Linked DNA regions of Homo sapiens: region 1 is linked to region 2. The links are chromatin loops, found by intact Hi-C in ENCODE. Cell type or tissue: mammary epithelial cell. All regions are shown on one strand. Links, peaks and the distances in the headings refer to the core of each region. The heading gives the core; the rest is flanking DNA.

Region 1 (16,621 bases), core at 9,358-11,857, 360 kb after region 2:
TGATAAAGACCAAAATAGAAATTGTATGCTCCCAAGCACAATGTAGGATGAAGGAGACAGGAATTTGGAGTCAAAAATTCAGGTTTGCATTGCAATTCCAGCCTATGTGCAAATCAATCTGAGTCTATTTTATCATTTATAAAAATGATAATAGGAATAAGGAGAGAATGTTTGTGATAATGTGCAGCAGAATACCGCTCTCAGAGAAGTCTGTATTGGATTTCAGTTTCTTTTATTATTAAAAAGAAGAACAAGCTCTTACAAGGGTACTACATGTTTTGGGAAACTACTAAGAGTGGTCCTTCATTAAAAGCAGACATGGTATGTATTGGCAATCTTTCAAAAGTGAGTAATCACTTGCTGACACCTCGACCTTTATTGCTCGAGATGAGGTCTGTGGACCATCCCACTGACAGCACCCAGGAGCTGGTGGAGATGCAGAATGTCTGGCCTTACGCCAGACCCACTGGCCTGGAACCTGAATTTAAAAAGATTCCCAGGCGTATCACATGCACATTAAAACTGGAAAATACTGCCCTGGCCTGCTGGATTGGGGAGAGATTCAGGACAGGTTTTTGGCTTACAGAAACATAAAAGTGTCCCTACTAATGTTTATATATATGTGAGATACGATATAATATGATATGATATAATACAATATAATATAGCAGAACATAATATAATTTACCAATTCAAGAATTTCAAATTGGGTTAGACACTCCTCTTTTAAAAAACAAGTAGAAGATTTTTGGAAGCCGGTAGTGCAGTCGCCACATAGTTTTTAGATCTTCCTAAATCCCACGTGAAAACAGACAGAATATCTGCATAGCCAAACAAAATTAACGAACAACATTTACAAAAGAGCTAGATGACAAGATATTTTCATAACCTCTGAAATTTAGTTGGTGGGGACACATTGCCAGTAGCTACAAGACTTGTGTGTTATCAGCTTCTTGGGAGATAAATTGGAATGAAGAATCAGGGTGTCAGACCTTGGAAAAGGAGAACCCACAAAATAACCAACAGCTATTCACTGGAAAGCATGGTGGGCCAACCAGAGAAGAGAAGATTAGAGTAGAGTATTTTACCTGCTGTGATTGTAGAGAAATGCTCAGAGCCCTTGGTAAGGTCTGAAAGGCTGGAGGAGTCTGATCCTGAGAACACTTGACGCTGGCCAGCCGGAACTTTCTAGCTGGATAGGACCCTACAGTGAGGAGCAACTGCTGGAGCAGAATCATGTGGACATGGAGGTGAAGAGAACGGTTTAGATAAAAACAGGGCAAGAAAACACAGCCAGAAAATCTCAGAAAGCTAGCCTCTCTATATATAATTTAACATAAATAACACAATGTATACAAATATATATTTAACACTATGTGAAAACAATTCTAAAAATTCAGGTTAATTGAATTCACTCAAAGATGAGCAACCAAAAAACATCAAGATTAAATTCCATGCTAAGTTACTATAGTAACTTATGAAAAGAAGAGCAGAATAACATCCTTGTATACTAGGAAAAGATGTTTAAAATAAACAGATCAAAACTGTAACATCTTTTCAAAAGGAATTAAAAGACATTAAGAATAATATGCAAGATATAAATGAGAAAAACTCAGAATGTGGTGACAGAACTCAAGATTTATTGACTTAAGAGTTAGAAATAAGAAAGATAATCATTTCATCATAAAGATTAAACAGGCAAAGAGGATCCAAAATATGGGTAATAGGAGCCTCTGAGAAAGACCATCAAAACCTAGCACTAAAAGCAATACTGCAAAGAAAATTTCTTGAAATTGAAAAATACGTACTTGAAATTATGTATTGAAAGAACTCACTATGCTTCTGAGAGGATCAATGCAGACCAACTAACACCAAAACACTCTAATGCCATTATTGGACTTTAAAGAAAAAGAAGGAAAAAATGAGCCCTTGACTTATAAAGGAAAGAACATTCCATTGTCATTAGACTCTTTCACTGTATTGCTTTGTGCCAGAAGAAAATGGAGTAACATATTTAATATACTCAATAAAAGAAATAAACAGACAAGGTTTTAATCCAATAAAACTGTTAAGTGTAAGAGGACACAATAAACTGTTATCAACATGAAAACCTTCTGAGAATACTGTTCTTGTGAGACCCTCCTCAGAAAGCTACTGAAAAATGATTTTCAACAACCCAAATGACCAGAGAGTCATAAGGACTGTTGGTGAGCACTAACTACATATGAACTTGCAGGACTAGGGCTACATGAAGGTTAACAGGGAGAGAGGATGACATGTGCTGGCTGTATGGATGGACAATTAATATATGTTACAACCACTACAAAATAGGGGGAACATTGTTTGCTGTTATTAGTCTTTATAAGTAGTAGTGCTAGTGTTAATATTCTGAGACTGTTGTGTGTGTGATAAGGGATAAAGCAAATGAATAATTGTGGAATACTCTGATTCTATCATCTCTTGTGTTTTTGAGAGTGTGGATTCTTGGTATGGAAGACAGGATATACAGGTGTAATATAAAAGAAATTAAGTACAAACCCTTTAGTTCTGAATTTGAATTTAAAATATCAGTATAAACCAAAGGGATATTTTTTATGTGTATGTGCACATACACCCACACCTGCTCATCCACACACACACACCAAACACACACACACACACACTCCAGTTGTGGGGTATACAACTGGTCTAAAGGCCTAGATTCTTTATTAGATATATTGTAAGGAAGAGAAAGAATGGCAGGGAAATCAGTTGATTAAGAGACTTAAAGTTCAGAGCAAGTTTTTAAAAAATGGGTAAGGCAGCTGGGTGTGGTGGCTCACACCTGTAAGCCTAGCACTTTGGGAGGCCAAGACAAGTGGATTGCTTGAGCTCAAGAGTTCGAGACCAGCCTAGGCAAGACGGCAAAACCCCATCTCTACAAAAAGAAAAAAAAATACAAAAATTAGCCAGGCATGGTGGCACACACCTGTAGTGTCAGCTACTTGGCGGCAGAGGCAGGAGGATTGCTTCAGCCCAGGAGGTCAAGGCTGCAGTGAGCCTTGATCGTGCTACTGCACTCTAGTCTGGGTGACAGAGATCCTGTCTCAAGAAAAAAAAAATGAGTAAGACTACAATTGTTGTGTCTAAAGATACACATCTTGATGGTGAAACTAAAGAAATGCAAGAGAACTTTTACCGAAGAAGCTGGGATGATGGTTACTTTTGATGGGAGAAGAGGGGCTGTGTGGGGATGGTATGGGGACCATGGGGGTCTTCTGGGTTGGCTGCAAAGTTTACAAGGCTCATTTTATAATAATTCATGAAATCACACATTTCTTTAGTGTAGATTCATCTTTCTGTGATTCCTCTATTTATCTTACAGTGAAGGGTAAAAAGACAAGCAGAAGGAAATAAACAACAGCACCAAATGCTCTCTGAAATGGTTAATCCCACTGACACTTACATCTGTGTTGATTGCTCTGGCAAGGCAGGTGCGTGGTGTTGGTACAAACAGTCCTGAGACCAGCATTTTCCTTCTCCCTGAGCCTTTGCTGGTTGAGTGACCTCAGGCCTCTCCTAGCGTCAGTTTTATCACACGTAAAGTACGTGTAACGATACTAATGCATAATTCACAGGGATGCAGAGAGGCTCAAGTGAGAAAATGAACTGCAAGTTCTTTCTAAACTGCAAAACCCTCTACAAACATTCCTTCTCATTATTGCTGAAAGATTGAGGACAGTGAGTTCCCCATAGCAATTATTTTTCTAACTTATTGCTTGTGTTGGCATATTCCCCTCTCCTGACCTCTTGTGAATATCTGATGTATGGGACAGGTATATTACCACTTTTAGGAAAGGCCAGCTGAACAGATATGCAATTATGAGGCCCTGCCTAGTTGCAAGCTTTAAGGGAGTAAAAGTTATGGAAACTTTGATCAAGTACTTAGGTTCATTAGTGGAAAAAAAAATATTTCCCTGCTCTTAGAGAAGTTATATTCTAGTAGGGCAGAAAGATGAAAAAGCAACAAGTAAGGAAAGTATGTAGAATGTTTGAAGGTGGTAAGGATGAAAAGTTGATCAGTGTTCAGGGAGCTGACAATATACTCTTTATATCGGCTGGACCATTGACCTGATAGAAAAGGTGCATTTGAAGAGAGACCTGGGGAGGTGAGGGAGGGAGCTGGGTGGCTATCTCAGGGAAGAGCATTCCAGGCAGAGCCAGCAGCCAGTGCAAAGGTACTGAGGCAGGAGTGTGCCTGGCACCTCAAAGGGAGAGCAGGGAGGCCAGTGTGGCTGGAGGGAAGAGAGCATGGGGGGACAGGAGGAGATGGGGAAGAAGGAGGGAGGCGGATCATGGAGGGCATGTGGGGTCATTGAAGACTTAAGGCTTAATTTTTCTCTAAGGGAAATAAGGAGCTGGGGAGGATGAGGAATGGAGGAGGGATATAATGAGATTTAATTATTATTATTATTTTTTGAGACAGAGTCTCACTCTGTTGCCCAGGCTAGAGTGCAGTGGCGCGATCTCAGCTCACTGCAACCTTCACCTCCTGGGTTCAAGTGATTCTTCCGCCTCAGCCTCCCGGGTAGCTTGGACTACAGGGGTGTGCCACCATGCCTTGCTAATTTTTTGTATTTTTAGTAGAGACGGGGTTTCACCATGTTAGCCAGGATGGCCTTGATCTCCTGACCGCGTGATCCACCTGCCTCGGCCTCCCAAAGTGCTGGGATTACAAGCGTGAGCCACTGCGCCCGGCCAAGATTTAATTTTTATTTTATTATTATTATTATTTTTTGCTTTTTTAAAATTATTATTATACTTTAAGTTTTAGGGTACATGTGCACAATGTGCAGGTTAGTTACATATGTATACATGTGCCATGCTGGTGTGCTGTACCCATTAACTCGTCATTTAGCATTAGGTATATCTCCTAATGCTATCCCTCCCCCCTCCCCCCACCCCACAACAGTCCCCAGAGTGTGATGTTCCCCTTCCTGTGTCCATGTGTTCTCATTGTTCAATTCCAAACTACCATCAGAAAATACTACAAACTCCTCTACGCAAATAAACTAGAAAATCTGGAAGAAATGGATAAATTCCTTGACACATACACTCTCCCGACTAAACCAGGAAGAAGTTGAATCTCTGAATAGACCAATAAGAGGCTCTGAAATTGTGGCAAAAATCAATAGCTTACCAACCAAAAAGAGTCCAGGACCAGATGGATTCACAGCCGAATTCTACCAGAGGTACAAAGAGGAACTGGTACCATTCCTTCTGAAACTATTCCAATCAATAGAAAAAGAGGGAATCCTCCCTAACTCATTTTATGAGGCCAGCATCATCCTGATACCAAAGCCGGGCAGAGAGACAACCAAAAAAGAGAATTTTAGACCAATATCCTTGATGAACATTGATGCAAAAATCCTCAATAAAATACTGGCAAAACGAATCCAGCAGCACATCAAAAAGCTTATCCACCATGATCAACTGGGCTTCATCCCTGAGATGCAAGGCTGGTTCAATATACACAAATCAATAAATGTAATCCAGCATATAAACAGAACCAAAGACAAAAACCACATGATTATCTCAATAGATGCAGAAAAGGCCTTTGACAAAATTCAAAAAACCCTTCATGCTAAAAACTCTCAATAAATTAGGTATTGATGGGACGTATCTCAAAATAATAAGAGCTATCTATGACAAACCCACAGTCAGTATCATACTGAATGGGCAAAAACTGGAAGCATTCCCTTTGAAAACTGGCACAAGACAGGGATGCCCTCTCTCACCACTCCTATTCAACATAGTATTGGAAGTTCTGGCCAGGGCAATTAGGCAGGAGAAGGAAATAAAGGGTATTCAATTAGGAAAAGAGGAAGTCAAATTGTCCCTGTTTGCAGATGACATGATTGTATATCTAGAAAACCCCATTGACTCAGCCCAAAATCTCCTTAAGCTGATAAGCAACTTCAGCAAAGTCTCAGGATACAAAATCAATGTGCAAAAATCACAAGCATTCTTATACAACAATAACAGACAAACAGAGAGCCAAATCATGAGTGAACTCCCATTCACAATTGCTTCAAAGAGAATAAAATACTTAGGAATCCAACTTACAAGGGACGTGAAGGACCTCTTCAAGGAGAACTACAAACCACTGCTCAATGAAATAAAAGAGGATACAAACAAATGGAAGAACATTCCATGCTCATGGGTAGGAAGAATCAATATCGTGAAAATGGTCATACTGCCCAAGGTAATTTATAGATTCAATGCCATCCTCATCAAGCTACCAATGACTTTCTTCACAGAATTAGAAAAAACTACTTTAAAGTTCATATGGAACCAAAAAAGAGCCCACATCGCCAAGTCAATCCTAAGCCAAAAGAACAAAGCTGGAGGCATCATGCTACCTGACTTCAAACTATACTACAAGGCTACAGTAACCAAAACAGCATGGTACTGGTACCAAAACAGAGATATAGATCAATGGAACAGAACAGAGCCCTCAGAAATAATGCCGCACATCTACAACTATCTGATCTTTGACAAACCTGAGAAAAACAAGCAATGGGGAAAGGATTCCCTATTTAATAAATGGTGCTGGGAAAACTGGCTAGCCATATGTAGAAAGCTGAAACTGGATCCCTTCCTTACACCTTATACAAAAATTAATTCAAGATGGATTACAGACTTAAATATTAGACCTAAAACCATAAAAACCCTAGAAGAAAACCTAGGCAATACCATTCAGGATATAGGCATGGGCAAGGACTTCATGTCTAAAACACCAAAAGCAATGGCAACAAAAGCCAAAATTGACAAATGGGATCTAATTAAACTAAAGAGCTTCTGCACAGCAAAAGAAACTACCATCAGAGTGAACAGGCAACCTACAAAATGGGAGAAAATTTTCGCAACCTACTCATCTGACAAAGGGCTAATATCCAGAATCTACAATGAACTCAAACAAATTTACAAGAAAAAAACAATCAACCCCATCAAAAACTGGGCAAAGGATATGCACAGACACTTCTCAAAAGAAGACATTTATGTAGCCAAAAGACACATGAAAAAATGCTCATCATCACTGGCCATCAGAGAAATGCAAATCAAAACCACAATGAGATACCATCTCACACCAGATAGAATGGCAATCATTAAAAAGTCAGGAAACAACAGGTGCTGGAGAGGATGTGGAGAAATAGGAACACTTTTACACTGTTGGTGGGACTGTAAACTGGTTCAACCATTGTGGAAGTCAGTGTGGTGATTCCTCAGGGATCTAGAACTAGAAATACCATTTGACCCAGCCATCCCATTACTGGGTATATACCCAAAGGATTATTAATCATGCTGCTATAAAGACACATGCACACATATGTTTATTGCGGCACTATTCACAATAGCAAAGACTTGGAACCAACCCAAATGTCCAACAATGATAGACTGGATTAAGAAAATGTGGCACATATACACCATGGAATACTATGCAGCCATAAAAAATGATGAGTTCATGTCCTTTGTAGGGACATGGATGAAATTGGAAATCATCATTCTCAGTAAACTATCGCAAGGACAAGATTTAATTTTTAAAGGATCCCCCAGATGCTGTGTTGAGAGCTCTGTCGGGCACCAGGATAGAAGCAGGGAGACACATTACAAGACTTATACAAGAACTCCAGCAAGAGATTGAAGGTGACTTGGATTAGAATGACAGGCGCTCAGGTGGGGTGGTTGTCTGGGCTCCCTCTTAACTCCTGTGTGCGGGAAGGATATCTGGGAGTCTGGGGTCTTGGCCACAAGTTATTGCCTCCCTAGTGAGTGTGTGATTTTAGCCTGAATTCTTTTGTTTTCTTTCTTTTTTTTTTCTCAGGGAGGGACACAGGATCTTGCGACGTTGCCCAGGCTGTTCTCAAACTCCTGGCCTCAAGCGAGCCTTCCTCCCCAGCCTCCCAAGTCGCTGGAACAAAAGGCACAAACCACCGCATCCAGCTTTCCACCTAGATTCTCCTCTCCTCAGGCTGCAGTCTTCTTGGTTGGTCACTCCTGAGTGTCAGTGTTGGGTTTCATCTCCGGTGTGCATTAGAGAGGATCATGTCAGTCGGGGCTTTCTGTGGGGGACTGGCTCCCTGAATTGTCCCCTCACCCCTCAAAGCCACAGACATTCCTTCTCTCTGAGCAGCTCTGTCTTTCCCACTCACTTTCCCTCACCCGCTCTCTCCCTTCTTAGGTTTCCCTTGTGTAGTCAGACGTGACTGGCGCTTTTTGGAGGCCTTTCTGTCTGGTTAATTTGCAAATTCCAGACTTCATAGACACATACGCACACACGTGTGCATACATGATAAATTCCTGTGCTGTCTTGCACCTCTAATTGTTATAAGCCCGGTACAATTCCTAGCTAATTAGAAAAGATCTTGATTATAGCCACATACATTATTATTATTATACTGTAAGGCTTCCCAATTGTAAGTTAGTCCAATGTAAAATTCTAATACTTGTGGATTTACTTTCGATTTTTATATCAAGCTCGTTTAAATCCCAAGACCTATCTAGCCCGACCATGGGGCTGCCTGGCTGCCTCCTGTTGCCTGGCTGTGGCTCCCACCTCAGCTCCCTACTGGCCTGATATTCCTCACATTCTTCCACATTCTCACCAACTCTCAAGAGAATAGATCATGTTTCTTTTTGAGTGAACACTGACATTTGGTGCTTAGGTTTCACTATGTTACTTTAATTTCCTGCTAACTCAGTAATGCAACATTTAAAGAATTATGTGTTTGCTCACATTTGGATAAAGAAAGTATGATCTTTAAACATATGACTCAAGTCAGTCGGTGGAGAAGGTGTTTGGAGAGTTTCAGGACTAGGATTTAATTTTTTAAAATCTTAAATCTTTACATTTTGATTTTATTTATTTATTTTAATATGTCTGAGATTCATAGGGCACAAAATTCCGAACTGCAAAAGGGTATAAAGTGAAGAGGACATCTCTGTCCCAACTGTGCCCATCCACCCAGCTGATTTCCCAGGGGCAACCACCATCATCAGCTTCCTGTGCCCCTTCCAGGGAGACGACGCACACATAAGCAGGTGCACAATGTCAGGGCTCTTGTAGGTCTGCCCAAGGTGAGGGTTGCCGGCCGGAGAATAGGGTCTGGAGGCAGGGAACCTAAGGCCAATTCACGCTGACTTCCTAAAACTAAATCAAAAGGAAAACACCAACTTTCCACACCTAAGTAACAAAAGGATGGGAGGCTAGTCCCTTTGCAAACCCCGTCCCTCTTTCCATCTGTGTAGCAGATGGAAAATTGAAAGTATATCTGATTGGTTGCTTTATGCAACCAATTAGACATTTGCATAGGAGTGTAACTTTGTAACTTCAGTCTCTGATTGGTTGCTTTCCACAGCCAATCAGACTGATTGTGGGTCACTACTTTACATAGGGTGTACACCAAGTAACCAGTGGGAGACTTCTAGAGGGTATTGAAACCCCAGAAAATTCTGTATCTGGGCTCTTTGGCCCCTCTGCTGCAGCGCAGTCTTGCACTGTAGAGTGTACTTTGGTTTTCAATAAATCTCTGCTTTTGTTGCTTCATTCTTTCCTTACTTTGTGCATTTTGTCCAATTCTTTGATGCCAAGAACCTGGACACCTTCAACTGGTAACAGTTGGGCATTTATTTGATGTCGAAGGAACACATAATTCATAAAATGAAGGGGAAAAGCCTAGAAGACACAGGGTCAGTTCTGTGAGCAACATGACAAAATTGCATTGACATTTATTTTATTCAGAACACTGTTTTTAAAATTTGTTATCTTAGTAATTGTTTACAAAACAGTATAACAGGCTGAATAAAAGCCTTAGTATCCTAAACATCTTTTCATGCTCCAAATGATTTGGGATAAGTAATAATGTATCCAAATAACAAAATGAGAATAAAAGCAGCTATATGTGCCAGGCACTCTACCACTCAGCCCACAGTGGGGCTGCATTGCAGCCTCATAAATCTTCTGAGGCCATTTGTATTTACCCTGCTTTCTAGATGAGAGGCTGACCTGGGCAATAGGAAGTCACTTGTCCCTGGTCTCACAGCTGAGAATTGGGTGAGCTGGGCATGGAGCTCAGACAGACTGACCCTAGTCTCCTCTTTCCACGACAGCATGCTGTCTAGGAAGTGCTAGGAATTCACTTGTAATGGAGAATTTTAGGAGCATAACCAGTATTTGGGAAGTCACGCCATATGAAGGTTATTTGCCTTTAAAGCAAGAAGACCCATTGTGACTGAGGTCTATGGCAGAAGAAAGCACATCAGTTTCAGGCAAGGGGCATTTTGCAAAATGAGAGGCGTGGGTGGTTTTATTCTCAGAGATTATTTCCATTCCTCCTAAGTTTTTCACTTCTTTTTCTCATTTATTTCTATAGCAGCACATCTCAAAATCAGCCTTAGGTATTTGGAAAGTCAAATTTTATCCCCATCTCTCCTATGAATGTGTTTGTTGATACTGGGAAATCTGGTCATGATAATAATTAAATGCAGGTAGGAAGGAAAACTGCAAGGTCACATAGTTCTAAAATGGCAGAGAGCGTTTTTCCTGATGGGTTAGCTCCAATCAATTGGTAGTGGCTGCACTGAGAATAAGCTGCAGGCATGATGGCTCATTACCCCTTAACACTTCAGTTTTCTTCATGCAAGGAATTTTCTGCATGTGGGGCTCAGCTCTGAAAATCAGGAAATTAACACTGATACATTACACCATCAAATCCTCCAGACCCCATCTAATTGTCCCTACAGTGCCCTCCGTAGGCCAGGATGCAAGTCAGGATCAAGCTTTGCACCTGGTAGGTATGCCTCTTCAGTCTCCATCCAATTCCTTGTCTTTTTCTAATCTTGACATTCTTGAAGCATCCAGGCCTGTTACTTTGTACATCTCCCAACGTGTGCTTGTCTGATGTTTTCTCATAATTTAATTCAGGTGGTGCATTTTTGGCAGGAATCTCACAGAACTGAGACTGTGTCTGTCTCAGTGTTTTCTATCAGGAGGAATGTGGATGTTGGCAGTGTGTGCCATTACTAGGCATACTAAGTTCTTTTATCACCCAGTCAAGATGATGTTGGTCAGGCTTCTCTGCTGTTCAATAAACTGATTAAGTGTGAGGAACTTATTTGTTAATAAGGAGTAAGTAGCATGTGGGGAGACACTTTGAGACTATACAAATATTCTAATTCCTTATCAGACTTGCCCCTCCAGAATTTTCATCTGCTGATAGTTTTTGCTTGAATTAGTAAGACTGTGTTGGTTGCTAAACTGTGATTTTTCTAATCCCATAATTTCTTTTAGCTTTAATAGTTGGCATTCTACTGTGAGGAAGAGCTTCTCCCTAACTTTTACTAATTAATTAGTAATTAATCATTACTGATTCAATTAATTTTACTCAACACTGTTTTTTTAAAATTTTATCTTAGTAACAGTTTATAAAACAGTATAACAGACTGATTAAAAACCTTAGCACCTTAAAAATCTTTGCATGCCCCAAAGATTTGGGAGAAGTAATAATATATCCAAATAACAAAATGAGAATAAAAGCAGTTATAATTTACTGAGCACTTACTAGGTGCCAGGCACTCTCCTGGTACATAGTCAGTGCTCAGTAAATTAGTAATTAATTAGCAATTAGTAATTAGTTAGCATTTAGTAATTAATTCAGATAATTGATTACTATTTTTCTCAGAGACTTATACTCCATTACTATCACTAACAATTTTTTGTTTGTTTTTGTTTTTTTTTTTGAGACAGGGTCTCACTCTGTCACCCAGACTGGAGTGCAGTGGCACGATCACAGCTCACTGCAGCCTTGACCTCCCAAGTGATCCTCCCATCTCTCAGCCTCCTGAGTAGCTGAGACTGCAGGTGTGCGCCACCATGCTTGGCTAATTTTTTGTATATTTTGTAGAGATAGGGTTTCACCGTGTTGCCCAGGCTGGTCTCAAAATCCTGGGCTCAAGTGATCTGCCTGTCTTGGCCTCTCAAAGTGTTGGGATTACAGGCGTGAGCCACTGTACCTGGCCTATTTTTAAAATTTTGATGTTCAAATTATCCCAGACTTGACCAGTGGAAGCTTCTTCAAACTGGCTCCTGTGTTCTTTTGACATACTCCCATCATTCTGTGAGAACATCCGTATTTCTTGGCACAATAAAATATTTCAGGCTTGTATTTTCTATGCCCTAGACCTAACGTTAACCATCTGTTTGGTCAATTAATTATTGAGGGAAGTATGTTAAAATCTCCCACTATAAAAGTGGATATTTTTGTTTCTTTTCTTTTTTTTGAGAAATAGGATCTCATTGTTGCCCAGGCTAGAGTGCGGTGGCGTGATCAGAGTTCACTGCAGCCTCGAACTCCTGGGCTCAGGTGATTCTTCCATCTTTGCCTCCCAAGTAGCAGGGACTACAGGTGCATGCCACCACACCTGGCCAATTTTGGTATTTTTTTTTTAAACAGAAATTGGTTCTCACTGTGTTACCCAGGCTGGTCTTGAACTCCTGGCCTGAAGCCATTCTCCTGCTTCAGCCCCAAAAGTGCAGGGATTACAGGCTATTTTTGTTTCTATTTGTAGTTCTGTCAAATTTTTGTTGTCTATATTTTTAAGCTTTGTTAATGGGTACATCTACTGGATGAACTGTACTTTTAGCATTATATGGCACACCTCTGCCAAATTCATGTGCTGAAACTTAATCAGCAATGTGATGGTAATAGGTGGGGCCTTTAAAGGTGATTAAGTCATGTGAGTGACCTTTATAAAAAAGGCTTCATGCGTTGTTCAGCTCTCTTTCCCCTTCTATCTCTTTTGTCATGCAAAGAGAGGATGTGGTGTTTGTCCACATTGGAGGATGCAGCGACAGGGCGTCACCTTGGAAGTAGAGAGCAGCCCTCAGGGGATGCTGAGCCTGTGGAAGTATGGATTTTTTTTTTTTTTTTTTTTTTTTTTAGATGGAGTCTCACTCTGTCGCTAGGCTGGAGTGCAGTGGCGTGATCTTGGCTCACCACTACCTCCACCTCCTGGGTTCAAGCGATTCTCCTGCCTCAGCCTCCTCAGTAGCTGGGACTACAGGCACATACTACCATGCCCGGCTAATTTTTGTATTTTTAGTAGAGACAGAGTTTCACCATGCCGGCCAGCCTGGTCTCGAACTCCTGACCTCGTGACTGCCTGCCTCAGCCTTCCAAAGTGCTGGGATTACAGGCATGACCCACCGCGCCCAGACAGAAGTCTTGATCTTGGACTTCCTGTTCTCCAGGACTGCAGGAAATACATTTCTGTTCTTGATAAATTACCCAGTCTCAGGTATTTTTGTTATAGCAGCACAAATGGACTAAGATACTCTTATCTCTAGTAATACTTTTCTAAGGTTGATTTATCTGTTATTAATTACATACCATAGTTTAATTTTTGTTTAACATTGTCCTGGTATATTTTTTTCAACCTTTTACTTTCAATATCTTTGTTGACATATAATTTGGTGTGCCTCTTGTAAGTAGAGGTAGGTGGATTTAAAAAAAATCTAGTCTGATCTAAAAATGTAATTTGATATTTTTAAACCTGTAGTATCACATTCCCTTCAAAAATTGTAGTTATTAATATATTTGGATTTATTTCTACCATATTTATTTGTACTTTCTATTATCCTCCCTTTTCTATGTTTCCCCCTCCTTTCTCCCTTTCTTTGGATTTATTATTGAGTAGTTTTCCTATTTCATTTCCCACCTCTGCTAGTTTGTTAGTTATATACCTTACTTCCCTTCACAAGGTATTGGGAAGACATGAATTCTTGGAGGACATTATTTTTTTTCCCAGGCTATTAGTGCATTTTCAATGATATTTTATTCAGGATTTGCTTGTTTGTTTCAGCAGGGGAATGGGGAGTCCCCGGATCATTCAGTCATACATCAGAAATAAATGTCTATATATCTTTCTTTATTTTTTGCCAAGATGGTAAGCACTGTGATGTCAAGGACTGTGTCAATTCCATTTAGCTCTCTGTTCTCAGTGCCTAGCACAAAATTCTGTGTCACTGGACATAATTCCACCACAGTCTGGACCTTCACCTCTCTGTATCTCTTGATGTCAGGGGGAAAACCTCTGGTTATATCCATCTTCTGGCTGACACACACATGCCTGTCCTTTGCTCCCTCCTCATGACTGGATTGTTGATGAGCCAAGGACCCAGCCTCCTACTATTGTGGGTGAAGTCAGGAGTTAAACTCTCTCTGTTGCTTAAGATCCTCTGATGAGAAGAAGCAGTTCTTGGGAAATCACTTTGTCCTCCATTTAAGGGACAGCTTCCTAACTGATATGGTTTGGCTGTGTCCTCACCCAAATCTCATCTTGAATTGTAGCCCCCATAATCCCCATGTGTCATGCGAGGGACCCCGTGGGGGTTTTTCCTATGCTGTTCTCGTGGTTCTTGTGATAGTGAGTAAGTGTCATGAGATCTGATGGTTTTATACAGGGCAGTTCCCCTGCACATGCTGTCTTGCCTGCTGCCATGTAAGACATGCCTGTGCTCCCCCTTCACTTTCTGCCATGATTGTGAGGCCTCCCCAGCCATGTGGAACTATGAGTCCATTAAATCTCTTTTTCTCTATAAATTACCCAGTCTTGAGTATTTCTTCATAGCAGTATGAAAATGGACTAATACACTGACTAATGAATCCGTTAGGTGACTCTATCCCAACCCTTGTTTAAATACCACATTTTCTGCCACCATTCGTAAACTATGGGTGTCCCTTGACTCCAGTTTTGCTGGCCACAATTACATGTAAGTTATCTCAGGAAACACAGTGTGCAAAGGAGCAATCACAGGAGGGAGCGAGGAAGAAAGTGAGAAAATTCAAGAGTATAGGCAAAAGAGAGCAAAGCAGAATGGCAAAAAAAAAAAAAAAAAAAAAAAAAATTGCAACCATATAGCAACAATTACTAAGGATTTAATATATACCAGGCTCTGTTCTAGAAAAAAGAGCCAGAGCAAGAAGCAGGTACCAATTCATAAAGAAGTCATAAACATCCCTGGAATAAATTGGAAATATGGCACAGTTAATTAATTCAGGTTTCCCTATGCAACTCTTCACACAGGTGAAGAAAAGAGTGTAGATAAGATGCTATTCCTGCAGAAGCAGATGTCACCTTCCTGAAGAAAACAAAACAAAACATGGAGAAATAGTTTCTCTTTGGCCTAGATCTGTCTCTGCTGAGAACTTTGCACAATAACAGGCTTGCCTTTAACTAGATTCCAACAAACAGAAATTTGTTGGAAGGGGGCTGATGTAGTCTCTGGAAATCCTGGAGCCAAAAAACAAATGGTGTCATCCTGTTTCATAGGAATGAGTCATTTATGTTATTTTTTTAAACTTAAAACATTTAAGATTCCTCTTAAAAGATGAGACCTGTTGTTGAGATGCTTGAAGAAGTAGTAGTTGGTTGGTGAGAGATCAGGTGAATATGGCAGATGAAGCAAAACTTCGTAGCACAATTCGTTCAACTTTTGAAGCCTTTGTTGTGTGGTGTGCGGTAGGGCATTGTTGTGAAGAATTGGCCATTTCTGTTGACCAATGCCAGCTGTAAGTGTTGCAGTTTTTGGTGCATCCATCAATTTGCTGAGCATACTTCTCAGATGTCATGATTTTGCCAGAATTCAGAAAGCTATAGTGGATCAGATCAGCAGCAGACCACCAGTGACCATGACCATTTTTTGGTGCAAGTTTGGTTTTGGGAAGTTCTTTGGAGCTTCTTCTTGGTCTAACCACTGAGCTGGTCATCACTGGTTGTCCTATAAAATCTACTTTTCGTCGCATGTCACAATCTGATCAAGAAATGGTTCGTTGTTGTTGCATAGAATAAGAGAAGATGACACTTCAAAACGATGTTTGTTTGTTTTTTTTCGCTCAGCTCGCGAGGCATCCACTTATTGAGCTTTTTAAACTTTCCAATTTGCTTCAAATGCCGAAGGACTACAGACAGGTCGATGTTGAATTCTTTGGCAACTTCTGGTGTAGTTGTAAGAGGATCAGCTTCGATAATTTCTCTCAATTGGTCATTGTCAACTTCTGATGGCCAGTCACTATGCTCCTGATCTTCAAGGCTCTTGTCTCCTTTGCATAACTCCTTGAAGCACCACTGCACTGTTCGTTCTTTAGCAGTTCCTGGGCCAAATGTGTTGTTGATGTTGTGAGTTGTCTCCACTGCTTTATGACCCATTTTGAACTCGAATAAGAAAATCGCTAGAATTTGCTTTTTGTCTAACAGCATTTCCATAGTCTAAAATAAACACAAAAATAAACAGCAAGTAATAAGTCATTAGCAAAAAGACATAAAGCAAGAAATGCCTATTAAAACAATGTATAACATAACCACATTTTTAAAAGATGTATTCCAATATCAAATGGCAAATTCCAACAATTCAAAAAACCACAATTACTTTTGCACTCACCTAACTCTTAAAAGACGAGACATAATTTTAAAAATTATAAAAGAAAATAGAAATGAGAACAAGAGCTATAAGAAAATTGGGATTTTTTTTGTGTGTGGCCAACATGAAAGGTAAAAAGAAAAGCATTTCTGAGGCTATTAGGAA
Region 2 (16,621 bases), core at 8,301-10,800:
TAACAAACAGAGTAATAAAATAGCTATTGACTGAAAACAGGCTTTTTTTTTCTGGTTTTGCAGAAAGAAGGTAGGGAAGAGAGAGTTCTAAGACTGTGTGAATTAACCTTTCATGCTTAATTCCTGTACCATTTGATAAGGAGAAGAGAAACTCCTGTGTAGGAATTCAATAAAATTTGTCCTTCTCCAGAAAAAACTTCATACTATAATTTTGAAAAAAATAAAATATATATTGACATAAACTTCACCTTTGTATTAACTCTTCCTAAGATATATGTCATTTTCAATGAAAATCTATGAAACCTTTGTCAAAATTGACCTGGAATATGAGTGAAATGATAATAATTGTGGGTTTTACAAATTAATTTGAAATAATTTAGAATGTATCAAGCACTGGTCGATGAGGGAAGGATATAAACAACACACAACTAAGGGCTGCTGCCCAGGAGGCACCAACAATTAAAGGCTGAGATCGTGGTAAGCAGATCCAAGGAATGAAAGGAAAAAAAAGAAGGTGTTTGAAACAAACTCTTGGAGGCCCCAGAGTCTGCAGTGAACACAAAAACTGCAGGGGCTGGAAGCAGAGGAGCAGGGGCAAGTCGTGGGGGAGAGGATGGCTTGGCCTGCAGGATGGGAGCATCGGGAAGGACCACGGGGTGAGAGAGGCAGAGCTTCACTTTCAGGAAAAGTGGGAGCTAAGGCATGGCTGGAGAGGTGGCTTCGCATTATGGATGACCTTGAGTGCAGAGCCAAAGATGAGAGATGTGGCCAGATGAGGCACGATGACAGCAGCATCAGGTGGGGGTGTGCGGGTGGAAGGGGACTGAGCTGAATGTCCCTGAGTCTCAGACCAGAGAACCAGGCTCAGCCAATACTTTCTCATGCTCACATCTCTGGTCAAGTCACAGAAGGACTCACTTCCACCACCTCCTCTATGCTGCAAACGAAATGCCACCCACACGGTACCCTTCTTTGTTTGAGTTATGTAAATTAAAAATAGTGTGATATAGGAAAGATTAATAAAATCTCACTCCAAATGAGATGGATCTTCTCCAAACTAGGAAGAAGAATCACTGAGAATTGCATACTGTAATTTCAAAGCTTGCAAGCAGAGTCCATTCTAGCTTGTCTTTATGCTATTGTCATATGGCAGGAATAGTTCCACTGTGTACAGAAATTCCTACCCATCCTTTAAAAAATTATATGAATATTTTAAAATTTCAAAGCCGCTTGCAAGCTTTGAAATTACAGTATGCTATTCTTGGTGATTTTTTTTCTTAGTTTGGAGAGAATCCATGTCATTTGGAGTGAGATTTCATGAATCTTTCCTATATCAAATTTACATAGCTCAATATAAAACAATAGACTTTCAAAAACAGATGCGTCATTAATTATCATTCAGCTGATTTTCTCTGCCATGTGAAATCCAAATATATCTCAATGGTCCACGTGGCCCATTCTCACCATGGTGTCATCCAAAGCATGCGAAGTAACTGTAATGCCAATCACAGTCATGTCTCTAAGAAAGTTAAATGACATATATTTCACACACGACAGTAATCCTTTTAAAATTCCTTTTCTTCTTTTCTTTTTTCTCCCTCTCTACAAGCCCCTAAACTTTTCTGAAGCCTACCCATTTGCTTTTTCTGTTTCTTCTCTGCTTTGCTTTTTCTGCGTTCTAAGTCAGCTTAGCCTTTCTACTTTCTTTTAGGTTTCTTTCCTCTACAACCGTGAGCAGATTCTCCATAACCAGTGAGATCTCAGATCTGACTCAGGAAAGGGTGTCTTCACCATGTAGCCAACACTTTTATTTTTTATTACCCTTGCTTTGTTATATAATATTTTAACATAAGGCTTCAACTACCTCCATACTACTTTGATTTTTTTCCTCCGCATCATTCTTAATGTTTTTCAGTGGCCTCTTCTAAAATAGCAAGTAGTATAATAGTGCTTCTTTGGCCTCCTCACCATTGACTTTTTTGTGTTTTTTTGGTTTTTTGTTTGTTTTTTGAGATGGAGTTTCACTCTTGTCACCCAGGCTGGAGTGCAATGGCACAATCTTGGCCCACCACAATCTCTGCCTCCCAGGTTCAAGCGATTCTCCTGCCTCGGCCTCCCAAGTAGCTGGGATTATAGGCGCCCGCCACCATGCCTGACTAACTTTTGTATTTTTAGTAGAGATGGGGTTTCACCGTGTTGGCCAGGCTGGTGTCGAACTCTTGACCTCAGGTGATCTGCCTGCCTCGGCCTCCCAAAGTGCTGGGATTATAGGTCTGAGCCACCGTGCCCGGCCTGTCACCACTGACTTCTGATTTAAGGACACAGATTGTCACACAGCAACGGTACCACCACTTCTCGATGGCTTAGATGACGTTCCCATAGGAGATAATAACGATGTTAAAATTGCACGACAATGGTTGCTCACAGAAGTTCAGATGCAAACGAACAGCCACGTGCTTCATATTATTCTTTTAAAAGCTGGGTAGGAATTTCTTTTCAGTGGAAGTATCCCTAGCATATGACGACAGCACGAAGACGAGTCAGAATTGGCTGTGCTTGCAAGCTTTGAAATTATAGAATGCAATTCTCAGTGACTGTTTTTCTTAGTTTGGAGAAGATCCATCTCATTTAGAGTGAGGTTTTTAAAATCTTTCCTATATCACACTATTTTAATTTACATAACTCAAACACATCGAAGGTGGCGTTTCCTTTGCGGCATAGAGGAGGTGGTGGAAGTGAGTGAAAGTGTGCTGGATAAAGCCCAAAAGAGTCTGGAATCAGATCCCAAGAAGGACCCAAAGCAGGTGGGGCTGGGTGGAGGTTCGGGCTCTGCCTAGGGTGGGAGGAAGGCAACGGGCAGAAGGGCCCAGCAGAGAGCACTGGGAGTGCCGGGGCAGGTCCTGGTCCTGCCACCATCCTCTCCCTGCCCCGCCCCCTGCACGGACCCAGAAGGCGCTGGGCCCATCCCTCCATCAGCTCCCTGCCTGCAAGAGTCCTCCTGGCTCTGCCGCAGGCTGTTGCAGGGCTTAAGGGCTGACCTCTGGTGGAGCTGCCTGCACTTCACACCACCTGGATCACTACCACCCACACAGAAGCGGGGCTGCTGGTCTTGGAGATGAGGGGCCTGGGAATAGGCTGAGCGGCTAGTGAACACATGGCAGGGCAAAGCCCCTCTGCTGGTATCAAGTCTCAGCAGCCACGAATCACGCACAGGCAGGCTCCGTCGCGCTCTGACTTCACCGGACAGCCCCCACCGGGGCCATAGACACCTCTATGAGGAGTGTGGGGGCTGAGAGACTTTCTTCTTCGGGGAAGCAAAGAACAGGGAGCAACAAGGTCTGAGCTGCAAGGCAAGGAAAGGCATGGAGCTCAAAGAAGGAGGTGAGAAGAGGAGGAGAGAGGACACCTCGAGATGGGGCTGCAGAGAGGGGAAGACTCTGGCTCTGGAAGAGATTAAAGAAAGGACAGAGTAAGGACTAGAGAAAATTCTAGAGTCCTGGAATAGCTCTGAAGAAAGTACAAATTTACCCTTATATTAAGTGTGTTTTATCAAAGAAAATGCCAAAGAACAAATAAGAAACCAGTAAATAAAGTTCAGTATTTTCACCTAAAAGCTTGACTCATATTTTCATGAGTACCAATGATTGATTTCTAAATCTATTAGTCAAGGTTCTGCAGAAAAATAGAACCAATATGAGATACACACACACAGACACATATACACACACTATATATATATATATATATATATATATATATATATATATATATATATGTATATATAATGGATATATGTATATTCACTTGACCCTTGAACAACAAGTGGGTTGAGGGTTTCAACTCCCTGTGCGGTTCAAAATCTGCATATAATTTTTGACTCCCCCAAAACTTAACTACTAATAGCCTACAGTTCATCTGAAGTCTTACCCATAACATCAACAGTTGATTAACACATATTTTGTATGTTATATGCATTATATACTGTATTATTGCAATAAAGTATGCTAGAGAAAAGAAAATGTCACTAAGAAAATCATAAGGAAGAGAAAATATGTTTACTATTTATTAAGTGGAAGTGTATAATCATAAAGCTCTTCATCCTGGTCATCTTCATGTTGAGTAGATGGAAGAGGAAGAGGAGGGGTTGGTCTTTTTCTCTCAGGAGTGGTAGAGGTGGAAGAAAATCCATGTATAAGTGGACCCATGCAGTTTGAATCTGTGTTGTTCAAAGGTCAACTGTATATAATGTACACACACACACACATACACACACACACGAAAAGAGAGAGGGGGCAGGGAGAGAGAGAGCAGGAATTAGCTCACACAATTATAGGAGCTGGCAAGTATGAAATCTGCAGGGCAGACTGTCAGGTTGGAAATTCCAGTAAGAGTTGATGTTGCAGTCTTGAATCCAAAGGTTGTCTGGAGGCAAAATTTCTTCCTCTTCAGGGAACTTCTGTCTTTTCTTTTATGGCCTTCAACTGATTGGATGAGGCCCACCCACATTATGAAGGATTCTAGGCTTTATTCAAAGACAGCTGATTTAAATGTTAACCACATCTAAAAATCGCCTTCACCGCGACATGGAGACTGGTGTTTGACCAAACAACCAGGCACCATGGCCCAGCCAAGTTGACGCATACAATTAACCATCACACAAAGCAAGTCCCTTTTTGATACTTTTCAATTTAATACATCTTATATCCTTAGTCTGAATTTTCACATCTTCAAACTTTGAGGGAAATAAGTAAGGATTTTGAAAAGCGCCAGGAGAGTTGATGTGCTTCACATGAGCTAGTTCCCAGCGGTGGCCTCCTGAATACGTTTCTCAGATTTCTATTTCAAGAGAGCGTAAAGGATCCATTGGTGTTTTTATCCTACACACCGTGAAAACTCTGCCACCTCCAGGAAATAAAAGGCCAATGTTGGTTTTATTAAGATCACAAACCTATGCTGGTGGCCTGGGCTGAAATGCCAGCTTCACCCTGAAATGCTGTTGTTCTGTTAGGAAGCTGAGAACATGACTTCAGGGATGAGGCTGCCTGAGATTAACACAAAGCATTTCAGCATCTGAGGACTCGCTTTGGGGTACTTAGATACCCTTAGATACCCTTAGATACAAGGGTATCTAAGAAACACGTGCTCTGCAAGGCCTGAGTTATCATTTCATGTGTGTCTTGCCCCTGCAGGTTGGACTTCTCCCCTGGAAATCTGAGGACCTTACTCCACTGGACAGACCATGGGTGACACTGACTCCTTCCTTATGAATATTGGCTGTGAAAAGGAAAGCTCTGTGGACAAATATAAAAACCAGAGGCTGGGTGGGATTATGTGCAAGGATTCCCTGGCCATGGGGCTTTGAGCTGCTCACAGAAAACCCTGTATCCCAGTGTTCTCATCAATAGGAGGTGGCTGTCGTCCTGGCGATATCTGAATATCTGAAGACCCTTAGCAGCCTCATATTCCATGATCCAGTGATTATAAATTATACCAGTCCAAAATCTCAAAATGGGCTTTCCTGAAGGTGACTTCTAGATGCTGGAGAAAAGTCATTTCATTCTGAACCTTCAGACCTGGGCCCCTTATTACTTGTTTGGGCTTGTCTTCTTCACCAGGTCACAGCCTGCTGGGGCAGAGAATGGGGGCTCTTCTTGTTCACCCCTCTGCCCCTGAAATCACTGTAGGCCTCTTAGAAAACATCTTGTGATTCATGAAAGAGGGAAGCAACGTGTGAATTAGTAGCAAATAGTTTTTTAAATTGTGGTAGAATACATGTAAGATTAAAATGGACCATTTTAACCATTTTTAAGCACAGAGTTTAGTAGCATTAAGTACGTTCTCATTGTTGAGCAACCATTACCACCATCCAGTCCCAGAGCTCTTCGTCTTATAAAACTGAAACTCTGCACCCATCGAACAACTCCCTATTCCTTCCTCCTCCCAGCCACTGACAACCACCATTCTTTCTCTCTCTATGAATTCGACTATTCTAGAGGTATTAGCTAGGGTCTCCAAAGAAACAGAACGGATAGGGTAGACGATAGATAGATGATAGATAGATAGATAGATAGATAGATAGATAGATAGATAGATAGATAGGAATTTATTATGGGAATTGGCTCACATGCTTATGGAGGCCAAGAAGTCTCACAGTCTGCTGTCTGCAACCTGGAGAACCAGGAAAGCCTATAGTGTGATAGAGCCTGAGTCCAAAGGCCTCAGAACCAGGAGAATCAATTGTATAAGTCCTAGTCTGAGTCCGAAAACCTAAGAACCAGGAGAATCAATTGTATAAGTCCTAGTCTGAGTCTGAAAACCTGAAAACCAGGAGCTCCAATATCTCAGGGCAGGAAAAGATGGATGTTTCAGCTCAAGCAGAGAGAACAGACTCATCCTTCCTCCTTTTTGTTCTCTTTGGGCCTTCAACAGTTTGGGTGATGGCTGCGCACACCTGTGAGCACAGTTCTTTTTTAATTGGTCTACAGATTCAAGTGCTAACCTCTTCCAGAAACACTCTCAGAGACACATCCAAAATAATGTTTTACCAGCTATCTGGGCACCCTTTAGCCCGGTTAAATTGACACAGAAAATTAACTATCTCACAAGGTGCCTCCGGTAAAAGAAACTGTGCAGTGTTTGTCCTCTTGCGACTGACTTATTTCACTTAGCATAATGTCCTCAGCAATCATCCATGTTGTAGTGTGTGTCAGAATTTCCTTCCTTTTAAAACGGAGTATGATTCCCTTGTGTGTATACACCACAGTTCGTTTATCCATTCATCCAGTGATGAACACTTCAGTTGCAACCTCCGTTGTTTGGCTTTTGTGAATAATGCTGCTAGGAACATGAGTTTGCAGATACGTGTTCAAGACCTTGCATTTAATTCTTTTATGTTTTTGCCCGGAAGTAGAATTGTTGGATCCTATGGTGATTCTGCTTTTAATTTTTTGAGGAACGACCACACTAGTTAGCAACAAGTGATTTTGAAATAAAATTGTTTCATGAAGTGATGCTTCTCTACAAAGGCAGCCCCTAAGAGCCCTTTGGGGGCAGGAACCAAGTCCTCTCTTTTGTATTCTTGGAGTGGGAAGCACTACAGGCATCAGAATCAACTATGATTTCCGCATTACTGCTCAGAAAAGAGGAGCAAGCTTCCAGAAGCAGACCTGAGAATTCCTGAACTCAATAACGGCTCCTGTAACAAAGCTCATGTCCCCTTTTCACAGCTTCCCAGACAAGACCTCCTCTCCAGGACACCTCCCTGATTGAACCCCCCTATTTATTTATTTATTTATTTATTTATTTATTTATTTTTGTTTTGAAACAGAGTCTCACTCTTATTGCCCAGGCTGGAGTCAATGGTGCGATCTCTGCCCACTGCAACCTCTGCCTCTCGGGTTCAAGTGATTCTTCTGCCTCAGCCTCCCGAGTAACTGGGATTACAGGCATGTGCCACCACGCCCGGCTAATTTTTGTGTTTTCAGTAGAGATGGGGTTTCACCATGTTGGCCAGGCTGGTCTTGAACTCCTAACCTCCGGTGATTCACCTGCCTCAGCCTCCCAAAGTGCTGGGATTACAGGTGTGAGCCACCGCGCCTGGCCAGAACCCCCTTTATTTTGACATTGGTAGCTTTAAAGTGTCTTGCTGGCCTTCTTTAACCTCCTTGTCCCCAAGTCAGGCAATCCCTTTTAGAGACAGTGCCCCTAACGTAACATTTTAATAAGCCTAAATGCTTACCCCAATACTTTTTATAAACCAGAATGTCATATGTTAGAACCAACCTGAGCAAGTTTTACTTTGGAAGAAATCAATAACAGCAGGTTTCTCCTAGCATCTGTGGTGTCTAGGGCAAGGGTACAAAAGGAGACCCAGGTAGTGTGCATGTGTGTGCACGTGTGTGTGTGCATGTGTGTGTGCACGCATGTGTGTGCACGCGTGTGTGTATCGGGAGGTATAGGATACAGATATAGTAGAGAGATATTTAAAAGGTACAAATAAAACGAATGAATAAGTATGTTTCATCATTCTATCTTGAAAAGCATACCTTCATAAGAACAAAAATGGAGCGATATATGTAAAGCTGTTGTTTTAAATGACAGAAAGTTGGTAAAAATCCAAGACATCTGAATTTAATAATCATTGTGTATGCCTAAATATCCCGTGGATAGGCTACACTGTTTGAATAAGTAAGTAACAACATACATAATTGATAAGTTATATATTATCCATAAATTTTTGTCTTTTCTTAATTTTAGCAAAGAACACTAATTACGTTGTTAGAATCAATATTTTCATATAATTTGCATTCCATTGATAGTAATGACAAATTAAGCAAACTTTCTGAAATCATTAAGGTTCTCAGATCATTTTTTATTAGTTTTATTTTGAGGAAACTTTGACCCGCTAAAGCTATAGCTATTGGAATTGTCGATAAGTTTTAGGAAAGTACTGTGATGCAGAAACGTACCAGGAATTTACATAACTTATTCAAACATTGTAATAGGGCTGCACAAAAGAGATTGTCATTGTGGCATAAAATACAAAATGTTTTAATTTTATCATTTAAATTATTACCACTCGTATGATTTTTCCCATCCCTTAAAGCAATATCAAGATTCATAGATAAATAAAAAGAATCAGCTTTAGCATCACATATGTTGTATCTAGATCTATACATATAAAATGTAATAAGTGACACAAATTGTTTAATATTGAAAAATGTTGGTTGGGCGCAGTGGCTCACACCTGTAATCCCAGCACCTTGGGAGGCCGAGGTGGGAGGATCACCTGAGGTCGGGAGTTCAAGACCAGCCTGGTCAACATGGCAAGACCCAACATGGCAAAATTTAGTAGCAATTTTTCTTCTATAAATACAAAAATTAGCTGGGTGTGGTGGTGGGTGCCTGTAATCTCAGCTACTTGGGAGGCTCAGGCAGGAGAATCGCTTGAACCGGGGAAGTGGAGGTTGTAGTGCACCAAGATCATGCCACTGCACTCCAGCCTGAGCAAGGGAGCAAGATTTTGTCTCCAAAAAAAAAAAAAAAGAAAAAAGAAAAAGAAAAAACTTCCTGAGACACCAGGTGCAAGGGCTTCGAGTACTCTATTTATCTATGAATATTTCTGAAATCACTAACAGAAAATGGATTTTCAGCACTCCTGGGAAAGGATTTGGTTATGCAAGAATCGGTTGCATCCATGCTCTCTGCAAGGAAGAATTTGACAAGTCAATTAGTTTGTATCTTCTTTTTCAAAATGGTCGCAGTTCAGTGACCATCTCTGATAGCTGCAGTTGTGCAATCTACAAACCTCACAGCTTTTGGATAAAGTCACCTTTGGTCTCGAGACACAGACCTACAGAGAAGCATTTCCCTGGGGCCTACACAGTATTATTGACCAGAGCAGATATTTAGAGTTTAGGGTCACTTTTGCCAGAGACAAATTTCAGACCCTGAGCAATATATGTAAAGCTGTTGTTTTAAATGACAGAAAGTTGGTAAAATATCAAAGATGTCTGAATTTAGCCACTATTGTGTATGCCTGAATGTCCTGTAGACAGGCCATGCTGTTTGAATAAGTCATTTTGACCCTCTAATGCTTGGGGCCAAAGGAAGGGGCTCCTCTTGCCAATGTCAAAGGCAGAGTCAATGTGCAACTTTGCCTGAGAACTAGATGGATGGGAGCTCTTAGACTCCTTGTCCCAGGCACAGAAACTGACCAAAGAAGTGAGCTTTGGGAGTCAGCAGGTGGCGCCTGGTTTCCAATCAAAGGCTCTGACTCCAATCAAAGGCTCTGACTTTGCTCCTGACAGCCGTGGGTCCAGGGTCACTTTCCCATCCCAGTCCGGAAATGAAAAAGGGAGATGCAGCATTCTCAGGGGAGGGTGGGGCAAGGCAGAGGATCACTATCCAAATCATTAACTTGTTTAAATCCTGCTGGATTTCGCCATTAAGAGGCTGCCCACCACCCCCGTGAAATGTCCAGCAGCAGTTTGCAAGAGAGACACGCCACTTTCAGGCAGCCCCACAGATGGGGGTCGGGCTGGAGACGAGCAATGTGATCCCAGGGCCCAGTGCAGGCCATCTCCTGGAGTTCCTCAGAAGAGATGCTGATGGCAGAACTTTAAAAAAAACTCTTCATTTTAATTGGAAGACGGGGCTGCTTTTAGGGCGAGGGCTGGATTTGGTTCCATGGAAGACCAAAAGTGTGTCTATTTTGGGGCATATGATCCAAGGAAGCGCCAGGCAAATGGGGCCCTCACACCATGTGAAAGCTTCTGGGGGTCCAGTGAGGACCACCCGCCAACAGAAGCGCAAGACAAGAATGCGTTTTATAGGGCATGGGCTCACACACTCCACATTCTGTGCTTTACAAACAGGTGCCTTTTGGGTCCTTACAGAGCCCTATAAAAGACATCCTATTATTATCACACCATTATACACATGAGGTCAGCAAGGCATAAAGACTTGGAGAAATGGCCCAGGGGTGTCAGTTCCAAAGCTCATCCCCTTAACAGGTTAAGGGCTGAACACACGTGGGGCCAACCATGAAAAGAACAAGAGCAACAGCAGCAGCAAACCCACAGGGACAGGCAGGACGGCAGTTTGCGTGGGTACCAGGCTGGCTGGGGAGCGAGCCACGCTCACTCTCCCGCAGCTTCCCCTCCCCAAATCAGCTCCAGCCTGAAGAGCAACCACTGGAAACAACACTTGCCACAAACCCAGCTTCAAGCAGGTGACCCTCCCAACCCTTCCAACCAATCCCCACTCCTCCAGTCCTCACCCCTTCCCAGGAACGTCACAGAAACTCTGTCATCCCCACTGTCCAGCGAGGCAGGGCTGCAGCCGCTCCTGGAGTGACAGGCTAACCGTGGGACAACTCACAATCAAATGAACCCTCTTCCGCGTACCCAATGCAGATGTCAACACCGACACACACCTCCATGGATGACGACGTGCACCCACGCATCCCCACAGCGCACGTCCAGCAAGCTCAACAAATCATCACAAAGTCAAGGGCTTAACACAACACCTGTTTATTAGCTCATGGTTCTACAGGTCAGAAGTCCGACGACATCTGGGTGGAGTCACAAGGCCGAAAGCAAGGCGTCAGCTGGGCCGCACTGCTTTCTGCAGCTCTGAGGATGACTCATTGGTGGGCAAGTCTGGTTCCCCGCAGTTGTGGAGGGAGGTCTCATTTCCCTGTGGCCTCCACTGGGAGCCAGTCTTTGCTCCTCGAGGTGACCTGTATTCTTTCCACTTTCCACGTGGCTTCTCCTCCAGCCACAGCCACTCCGTCCCTCCCACACTCCAGATCCTACAACTCTCTCTGTGGCAACAGCTTTGGGCTGCAGCTGGACAAAGTTCTGTGCTCTTCAGAGTAAAGGAAATCAAAATATTTCTCCTCAAAATATTGAGAACTGTTAGTTCAAGACACTGAAAACGCAGGGAAACACTGCCTTGGCCTCCGCTTACCTGATGGCAGGACTTCAGTCCCTCCTTCCTGGAGACAGTGCTTGTCATCCACCCAGAGAAGGCAGCAGCAGACACCAGAAGAGTCTGGGAATGCATTTTACCATCTTCCTCTAGTTTCCCACCTTTTAAAAGATGAGAGCTGCTCTCACCTTCATCTTGTCACTGTATAGAATTTATGGCTCTTCATTAGAATACTGTTTACGCAAGGCCTCTAAGCCACTGCCTTCAGAGAGAAATACTTTTGAACTGAGACCTCTCTCATGTGATGGGTACAGCAGGTGTTAATAAACGTCTGCTTGTTTTTCTTTAGTTAATTTGACTTTTGTTTTCAGGAGAGTGTCTCAACTAAGAACCCAGAAAAAGGGAAAGGATAGAAAAGAAATTATGTTTTGTCTCCTACAAGGGCTCATGTGATTAGATTGGGCTCACCCGTATAAGCCAGGAAGATCTCTCTATTTTAAAATCACATATATTTTCTTTTGAGACGGAGTCTTGCTCTGTCTCCCAGGCTGGAGTGTAGTGCCGCAATCTCAGTTCACTGCAACCTCTGCCTTCCAGGTTCAAGCGATTCTCCTGCCTCAGCCTCCTGAGTAGCTGGGACTACAGGTGCCAGCCACTGTGCCTGGCTAATTTTTTTTGTATTTTAATAGAGACGGGGTTTCTTCATGTTGATCAGGCTGGTCTCAAACTCCTGACCCCAAATGACTCTCCCGCCTTGGCCTCCCAAAGTGTTGGGATTACAAGCAGGAGCCACTGGCGCCAGGCCACAAATCCATAATCTTAACCTCATTTGCACATTCCCTTTTGCCACAGAATGGTACCCATTCACAGGTCCTAGGTATAAGGGTGAGGGTGAGAACATCTTGTTGATGGGGGAGGGGTGTGAGTCTGCCTGCAAGTGGGCTGGGGGAAGATTTTATGGACCTCATTGTCTTTACATGATAAAAATACCACTTCCAAGTTGAACTCGGCCTGTAAGGTTTTCCCCAATTTTCAAGTCTTTTCTCCTAAACAGAGTCTATCAGTTGTAGTGGCCTCTGGGGAGGGAGGAAGGGTCCCTAGGCAAGAGTGGGGCAGGCAGACTGCTTGTCACTGTTTTCTCTTTTGTATCCTGATACTTACTCCATGAGCATGTTTTGCCTTTTACAAAAAATTTTGTTTTTTAAATGCCTTTTACTGCATGGCAATTATCCATTTCTCATATCAATGACCACCTACCCACCCACTCTGACTGCTATTTTGAGTTGGAAGCTGTTCACTTACACAAAAATTACAGCTTCTGGTGTGTGTGTGTGTTGTTTAATTGTTTCATAGACATTAGGATGCGGGTATGGTTTGGCTCTGTGTCCCCACCCAAATCTCATGTTGAATTGTGATCCTGAGTGTTGCAGGTGGGGCCTGGTGGGAGGTGATTGGATCATGGGGATGGTTTCTCATGTTGCAGCACCATCCCCCCAGTGCTGCCTCGCAATAGAGTTCTCACGAGGTCTGTCTGTTTGAAAGTGTGTAGCACCTTCCCCTTTGCTCTCTCTTCCTCTTGCTCCTGCCATGTAAGGCATGCTTCCTTCACCTTCGCCTTCCGCCATGATTGTAAGTTTCCTGAGGCCTCCCCAGAAGCAGAAGCCTGTACAGCCTGCAGAACGATGAGCCAATTAAAACTCTTTTATATAAATTACCCAGTGGCAAGTATGTCTTTATAGCAATGTGAGAACAGACTGATACAGACAGGGACTCAAACTTTGTTTTTAAATCATCTAGCAAATTTATTGAAAATGCAAATTCCCGGGCTTCATTAGGACCCCTGAGAATTCCGATGCAGGTGGTCTATGGAGCACCCCTTTAGAAATGTTGCTTGGAAGAAGATTTCACCCCGTATTTCCAACTAGCTGTGGGACTAGACAAAGTCTTAATGTCCTAATATCTCTGGAGGCCGGTTGACTTAGCAGAAATACTGGGGTTAAAATACCTGCTTGTACACGGGGAAAGGGACTCTAGCTGCAAAGTACAGGGCCTCAGAACCAGGAGCGCATGAGTACTTGGCTGTTACTCTCACATTTCATTTATACCAATGTGTGCTGTTTGGGAGGACTGGGCACCCAAGACATGAATCATTCATAGGATGTTAAAGAAAGAAAAAATTAGCAAGAGACTAAAAAGTCCAGTGGTACAAATAGCAGACAGTGGTTCGTGGAAGACAAATGTCTTTGGAAAAGCATTTTAAGAAAGAAGGAGAGGGAGAAAGAAAAGCAAGTGCATTTGATTCCGATAATCCAAGTAAAGAAATCGAAGGAGCTACAGATTTGCTCTGGGCAGGAGCACATTTGTCCCTGGGGTTGGCAGGTCAGTGGTGTGCCCTCCCCAGCTGCTGCCCGCACTCAGAACCCAGCCGCAGCCCGGGAAGCCACGTGCACAGGCTGCTTCCTTGGAAATGAGTTTTCCTGGTGTATAATCTTCCTTTTCCATCCGTAACTGTTGGCATCATCCACATCCCCTTCCCTTAAATAGAAACACTTATGAGCAAAGCCCAAACTTCAGCGTATATTGGCTTAAACGTTATCCTCCGTCGCCAAGGGCCAAAGCAGCAGCTGAAACTGGGGCCCATATTGTGTGGCTGTTTAAAGTCACTGGAAGTGCCTTGATGAGATCTTTGCCTCCCTGTGTGCCAGTCCAGTGTAAAACAAAGTTGAAAAAAATAGAAAACAGTTCCAAGAGAGAGCACTGGCTTGAGGCAATTCTCTGGTACAATAACATCCTATTGAGAGGAAGGGCTCCTAAAAACTTCCAGATGAAGCATCCCGTTCCTGGCTAGAGGACTCAGCCCGTAGCATCCTCCAGGAAACGTGAATTCAGGCAGCAACGTCCCTGAGAACAGAATGTGTGCCACTGCTCCCAGTCCGAGCAGACTGCCTTGCTAACGGGGGCTTCAACTCCCTTGAATGATGCTGGCATTTCTTTGTTGGACCCTCAGTCTCTTTCATCGAGAGAGGGGGGAGGCAGAGTAGGAGGACGTTTAGAAGCTATTTCCCAGACTCCAGTAGCTGCAGAAATCAGAATTTACAAAGCCAGGGAGCAGTTTCTTCTGCTTGCTGATAGCTCCTGCCCTGTGTCTTTTGTTGGCATTCCTCTTTAGGGTAGATGGGTGTTTCTTGGTCTGGGAACTAAGCGCCTTCAGACAAAAGTGGTACCTTTGGCCCCATCAATTGCATTTGTAGATGGAGGGCCTCGGTTAAAGACGTGTTTTCAGGATATGGTGTTCTGCAGTGAGAGAGCAAAAGTTTTTCCTGAGGTTGAAAAATGATGACCAGCTGGAGCTGGGAGGCCTCCAAACCTCCTTGGCCCTATGGTCCCCAAGTTCTCTTTCCCACGGAGCCTGTGCATGTGAGCCTCCACTTAAAAAGAGCCTCCACTTACCAGCCCAAATGCCCATCAACCAACAAGTGAATAAAGAAATTGTGGTATATATATATTATGTATATATAATATCCCAGCTCCAGCGGGTCATCATTTTCCAACCTCAGGAAAAACTTTTGCTCTCTCACTGCAGAGCACCATATCCTGAAAACACATCTTTAACTGAGGCCCTTCATCTACAAATGCAATTGATGGGGCCAAAGGTACCACTTTTGTCTGAAGGCACTTAGTTCCCAGACCAAGAAACACCCACCTACCCTAAAGAGGAATGTGACCAAAAGACACAGGGCAGGAGCTACCAGCGAGCAGAAGAAACTGCTCTCTGGCTTTGTAAATTATATATATATAACAGAATACTACTCAGTTATAAAAAGGAATAAAATAATGGCATTTGAAGTTACCTGGATGGATTTGGAGACTATTATTCTAAGTGAAGTAACTCAGGAATGGAAAACCAAACATTGTATGTTCACACTCACAAGTGGGAGCTAAGCTATGAGGATGCAAAGGCATAAGAATGACACAACGGACTTTGGGGACTTGGGGGAAAGGGTCGGGGGAGTGAGGGAGTACAGTATACACTGCTTGGGTGATGGGCACACCAAAATCTCCGAAATCACTGCTATAGAACTTATTCATGTAACCAAACATCACCTGTTCCCCTAAAACCTATAGAAATTTAAAAACAAATAGGAAAGGAAAAAAAGAGCCTCCATTTAAAATGTGTTCTTATTCTGAAATAATTACTTCTCCATTTTTAATTCCTCAGCTGCATGGCTGAAGATCATTATATTATAACTGGTGTTAGAGAGTTGATATGATTCCATCCAAAAACAACAAAAAAGTCACATTTAAAATGTTGAAACTGGGCTGTCTTTATTTGTATAACGAGACTTCCTTCTTGATCTTGCTTCTTTCCTTCCTTCCCTCCTCACTCCCTTCCTTCCCTCCCCACTCCCTTCCTTCCTTCATCTCTTTCTCTCTCTCTCTCTCTGTTTATTTTTGTGAGACAAGGCCTTGCTCTGTCGTCCAGGGTAGAGTGCAGTGGCATGATCATAACTCATTGCAACCCCGAACTCCTGGGTGCAAAGCAATCCTCCCACCTTGGCCTCCTGAGTAGCTGGGACTACTGGTAAGCCAACATGCCTAGCTAATTTTTTTTTCTTTTTTGTAGAGATGGGATCGCCCTATGTTGTCCAGACTGGTCTTGAATTCCTGACCTAAAGCCTTCCTCCCACCTTGGCCTCCCAAAATGCCAGAATTACAGGTGTGAGGCACCACACCCAGCCTGCATTACTTTCTTGACGGGCCTTCTAGAGGTCCAAATCTCCAGGGTGAAAATCACTGACTGTCTCATACAAATGAGAGAAAGGTGGCTCAGAGGGGCAGAGTGACTTTCTCTGAGCTGCACAGCAAGCTGGAGGCACTGATTATAGCATGCCTTGGCCTAAGCTTGTGCTGTCCCTGTCCTGGATGTCGTCACCCCAGGGGTCTGTGTGGCCCCTACCTGCCTACATTCAGATCTTGCCGCACATTTCATCTCCTCAAAGAGGACTTCATGGACCATCTGCTATAGAATATGAGCTCCACAGGGCAGGTGATTTTGTGTAGTATGTTCGTTGCTGCATCTCCAGCACCTAAAGAGTAGGTGACAGCAGTGTAGGTCCTTAAAAAATGTGTGCTGAATGAACGAACGATCCTATACAGAAGACAGGAAGGTATTATTACCTCCATTTTA

Evidence for each region. Hi-C counts contacts between places; a loop is a spot of excess contacts. Peaks named below come from ENCODE experiments on the same cell type or tissue, not always from the same donor. Only the 100,000 strongest peaks of a DNase experiment are listed, where the experiment ranks them.
Region 1: a loop joins it to region 2, with 15 times the contacts of the local background. A loop is called at or near these places in 3 of 110 quality-filtered maps.

The regions. Positions count from the first base shown.
Region 1 is chr2:234,745,911-234,762,531 of GRCh38, reverse strand. No RefSeq gene overlaps it. Among named protein-coding and RNA genes, the nearest start is that of LINC01173, 72 kb to the right of the region's middle. In mammary epithelial cell, for the core only: a CTCF peak has its summit at 10,779 (motif pointing left); no DNase peak of the experiment used is centred there.
Region 2 is chr2:235,100,437-235,117,057 of GRCh38, reverse strand. No RefSeq gene overlaps it. Among named protein-coding and RNA genes, the nearest start is that of SH3BP4, 160 kb to the right of the region's middle. RefSeq lists an enhancer at 2,480-3,027. In mammary epithelial cell, for the core only: a CTCF peak has its summit at 9,745 (motif pointing right); no DNase peak of the experiment used is centred there.